Linked DNA regions of Homo sapiens: region 2 is linked to region 1. A link is a loop called in an ENCODE intact Hi-C map of the cell type or tissue named here. Cell type or tissue: IMR-90. All regions are shown on one strand.

What was found. A loop is a pair of places that touch in the nucleus more often than their neighbours do. Peaks named below come from ENCODE experiments on the same cell type or tissue, not always from the same donor. Only the 100,000 strongest peaks of a DNase experiment are listed, where the experiment ranks them.
Region 2: it touches region 1 in a loop (2.0-fold over the local background); 4 of 110 quality-filtered maps call a loop at or near these places.

The regions. Positions count from the first base shown.
Region 1 is chr2:150,783,669-150,786,168 of GRCh38, reverse strand. No RefSeq gene overlaps it. Among named protein-coding and RNA genes, the nearest start is that of LINC02612, 160 kb to the right of the region's middle. In IMR-90, no CTCF peak of the experiment used is centred here; no DNase peak of the experiment used is centred here.
Region 2 is chr2:150,620,708-150,623,207 of GRCh38, reverse strand. No RefSeq gene overlaps it. Among named protein-coding and RNA genes, the nearest start is that of LINC02612, 6.9 kb to the left of the region's middle. RefSeq lists an enhancer at 1,757-2,500. In IMR-90, no CTCF peak of the experiment used is centred here; a DNase peak (open chromatin) is centred at 1,187; H3K27ac peaks cover 1,509 bases.

The DNA of each region.
Region 1 (2,500 bases):
TACTTTATATACCATGTATTTTATGTAAACACAACCATACTTGAAGATAGAAAGCCAAGGAAAATATTAGTAGTAGGCATTTTTAATAATAAAAAACATATTTTAAATAATGACATCAAAATTATTGGTGGCAATTTAAATACTACTGTCACTGATATTATTAAGATTACAGCCAGGCGCGGTGGCTCATACCTGTAATCCCAGCACTTTGGGAGGCCGAGGCAGGTGGATCACCTGAGGTCAGGGGTTTGAGACCAGCCTGGCCAATATGGCAAAACACCATCTCTACTGAAAATACAAAAATTAGCTGGGTATGGTGGCATGTGCCTGTAATCCTAGCTACTCAGGAGGCTGAGGCAGGAGAATTGCTTGAACCGGAGAGGTGGAGATTGCAGTGAGCCGAGACTGGGCCACTGCACTCCAGCCTGGGTGACACAGTGAGACTCTGTCTCAAGAAAAAAAAAAAAAAAATTACAATGACACTCTTATTTAAATGCGCCTAATTAAGAAAAACAATGACTATTTAAAAAGAGCAGTTTAAGACCCTATCTTAATTTGCTTATTACTTATTCCATTTTTATCTAATTATTCAATAACCATTTTATTGAATTCTCATTTTATGTTAGGCCAATAAAGTAGCAAGTAAAATGCAGTTTATAATCTCAAGTTTATAAATACCTAGTAAGATTATAATTATACTCCTAAATTAAATTAGAATACCTGTTTAAGGGACACAAGTCACATAAAAAGGTTGTATACAAGAATGAATGCAAGAATGAGTGCAAATCAATGCTCTGGTTTCCCAGGAAGAAGAGGTGGCTTTTTGCAAGAGAGATCAGAGAAGAATTCATGGAACAGGGAGCATCTATCTGGGCCACAGTGTATGTGTAGAATTTCAGCCGTCTTGGTGTGGAGTAGCAGTGGTCTCATTGGAGGGACTAGTGTACATTCAGGTCTTGAGGTGGGAACTCAGGCACCCACTAGAAGAGGGGGGACCTTCCATGGGTGCACGTGGGGCACCTGATGAGGAAATCTTGCCCAATCAAATCACCTAAGAGCATTTTAGAAAAGACGTATGCTATTAGACTAGGGAACTGTAAGGCCATCACAACAATCAAAAGAGAGAAAGCAAACCTGCTTTGGGTTATTTCACTCTAAAATTGAAATTCTAAAATATTCTTTTAAAAATGTATTTCTCATTCTGAAATGTTGAAACATTTTGACAGGTTATATAGAATAAAATCAATAGATTTCTGTCTTTTCCTGGAAATAGTTCTTAGAGCTAGTAGTTCTAAGAAAAAAAGAACTCCAGCTCTTTTTTTAACAAGACAACATTTGAATATGGACTTGAAGGAGGCGAGGGAGCAGAGTATGTGTGTCTTTGGGGAAAACATTCCAGGGGAACTGGGCCTGAATGTGCCTGGTATGGTTCAAAGACACGAGGAGACCAGCATGGCTGAAGCATGGTAAGGGAAGGAGAAGGTGGACCTTGTAGGGCTTGGCAGGCCATTGTAAAGACCGGCTTTTATTCTGAAAGAACTGCCAAGCTGTCAGAGGACACTGAGACGAGAACCATGAGCTGGCTTGTGTTTTAACAGGATCATTTTTGCTGCTGTGTTGACTAGCAAGGAGACCAGCTAGGATCTATTGTATTGAGCCAGGTGAGAGATGGCTGTGGTATGAATCAGAGTGGTGCTGAAGGGAGGCTTGAGATGGGCTTGCAGAAATTCTGGGTATAGTTTGAAGGAAGAGCTTACTGAATTTGCTGATGAATTAGATAGGGAATGTGAAGAAAGTATTCAAGAATAACAATAAGGCTTTTGGCCTGAGCAATTGTAAGGAGGATATTAATAACTGAGAAACTTTGAGGACGAGTGTAAGTGGGCCAGGTTAATGGAAGAATAATAGAGTTTCAGTTTGGAACATGTGAAATTTGAGATAGCTGTTCATGGAGATAGTCATGTGAGTGTTGGGTCTGATCACTAGCAACGTGAAGATTCTTGTTGACCCTGAATAGAGCCATGTTTAGGGTGAACTTAACCTTTGTTAATTTTTAAATTATTAGCTCAGTACCTATCTAGTATTACACAATAGGCAAACATCAATTTTAGGACTTTTCGAAGCAAATGGTACCCAGAATAAGGGACGCAGGACATCCAAGTATGTCCTGTTGAAGTTGGGCAGTGGCTGGAGCAATTAAATTTTATAGGGCGTATTAGTGATCTTGGGGTTGTGGCCTGTGAGAAATGGGAATGAAATAGTATATTTAGACTGGAAAATAGTGGTGTCTGAATGGAATTTTATGAGGAGAAAGTATTTTCCAGAGGGCAAAACTTAAATGAAGGGCAAGAGGTAATAAGATGTAGATATTTTTCTTAGAAGAAATAGAAAAGGGAGTCATGACCTGCCAGAAACTGAGATATCTGGTGAGTACGCAGGCAGCAATCATTTTCCTGAGTATTCAATTGTTCATCGATTTACACTTACTGCATAATCTCAC
Region 2 (2,500 bases), 160 kb after region 1:
TGAATTTTAATGCATGTTTTTCTTAAGCGTATTTTATGCTGTTTATATATATATTTATATATACATACATATATACACACATCCCACATACATACATGTTATATACATAATATAAAAAATAATATATAGACTTATTTTGCACATTTCCAACTTTTATAAAAATAGTGTTATGGTAACTTTTGGTACCTTTTGTTCTACAGAAGTTTTAACTTTCATTTAGTAAAATTTGGCCACATTTTCTTTTCATGATTTGTGCATTTTTGTCTTTTTAAAGACTCCTTCCCTATCTGTATTAGGCTGTTTCTGCATTGCTATAAAGCATTATGTAAGCCTGGGTAATTTATAAAGGAGAGGTATAATTGGCTCATGGTTCTGCAGGCTGTACAGGAAGCATGGCACAGCATCTGCTTAGCTTCTGGTGAGGCCTCAGGAAACTTTTATGGCAGAAAGTGAAGCAGGAGCAGGCATGTCACATGGTGAGAGGGAGCGAGAGTGAGGGGAGAGGTGCCACACACTTCAACAACCAGATCTCATGTGAAATTAGAGAGAGAACTCTAATTTGTGCGAAGACAGCACCAACCCCCATTCATGAGGGATCTGCCCCCATGACCAGGCATCTCCCACCAGGCCCTACCTCCAACACTGGGGATTACATTTCACCATGAGACTCAAAAGGAGCAAACGTCTAAATTGTATCACTCTCCTAAAGTCATATCGTATTTTCTTATAAATTTTTTTCTGTTCAAGTCTTCACATCACCTGGCATTGATTTCCTCAGATCCAAATTAGGGAGGCTTATTTTATTTTATAATGTCTATCTGTCCTATGACTGTTTATTAAATTGTCCTTCCTTTCCCCACTGACCTATAAAGCCACCTCCATAAACTTGCAATCCTTCCTTGTGTAGCATGTCCTCCTTTACTTGAGGAGAAGGGTCTGAGAGTATCATCCAGCACCTCACCGTGAGGCTCTCTGGTGGCCTAAGAAGGGGCTCCCATGCCGCCCAAGTCAGCAGCAGAGAGAAACTTGAACACTGGAGGGAATCTCTCCTTGTGCATTTACGACTTGTGATCAAACTCGGGAGATAACTTTTTGACTCAAGACCTTTTGATAATTATAAGGGAATTAGTCATGCCAGCCTCATACTCTATAGTCATGAGCTCCAGCCTTCATAAGATCAGAATGAATCACAGCCAAGGTACAGTCCATGCCCAGCAGTTCTTCACAGACTACAGCCAAGCATCAAATTTCATATATTCCAGGTTTAAGAAATGTGATTAGTTGACCTACAATAAACACACTTTACCACTTAGGGGTATTTTTCTCTGTTTCCTGTAAACTGTGATACATGTGCATTATAAACCTCATACATTATTAACAGAGTTTGTTTTCTTAAAAAAAATCTTGGCAGAATACTATTGGAATTAAACCAATTCAACTTTCTGGACTTTAAGATGGCACAGATCCAGACTGAGATTCAGAAATAAAAAAACAATAACAATCATCAGTTATTTTAATTAACAACCACCACCACAATAAATCAGTTATTTGAAGAAAATCTTCACAAATAGCCTTATGGTAGAGATTTCTGTTGATGGAAATAGTACGGAAATGCCAACAAATGAAAGGGGAAAATAATCTGACTTTTACTGAACATTTAGTAGGAATAAGTCACCACAGAAAGCCCTTTTACATATGCTGTGCCATTTAAAACTTACACAGCCCTCAAAAACGCTATTAAAATTCCCACTTTAAGGATGAGAAGCTGAAGTTTAAAAAACTTGATAAACCTGTCAAGGGTACAGAACTGGTAAGTGATAGGTCAGGGATTCAAACTCAGATCGAATTGGCCAGTGCTCATCCATTTTTTAACGTGGCTACTGGTTCTAGCACTTGGGTGTGTTGCTGTAAGAATAATCATTCTAAGGGCCACAGGAATCAAGGTTAAGCTCAGGACGGGAAGTGTTTGGCATCTCCAAGGCTGTCCCGAGTCTGCTTTGGAGTAGACCCAACCTATGGCTGACCCCAGAACCACTCAGCCTGTGAGAACCAAACAATCTTCACCTAGAACTGCAGCATCGCATCGTCAGATGATCTCGAAGCTGGGTCAATCGGATTCTATGTCACAAGCCTCATGTTACAAGTCTCCAAAATCCCTAAGACAAGATATTTATTGGGATACAGGATGTTTGGTAATCCCAATAAAGATAAAATGTTATGTTAGCAATTATTGCAGAATACCTCCTACAGGTATGAGTCAGCAACTCATGACCTTGCAATTACATTGATATTTCTGCTGTGAAACAAATGAATATTCATACTAAATAAAGAAAAACAAGGTAATACATAGGCCTGTCAGTTCAGAGAAGATTTTGCCTCTAAATGAGTTACAAATACTTTTGGATTTAGATTCTTGGGGATTTCAGAATTGTATATAAAGAATTGTGTATCTGTGTTGTTGTAAGTGTATGCTTCTGGGAAACTATAGTTTCTGTTTGGA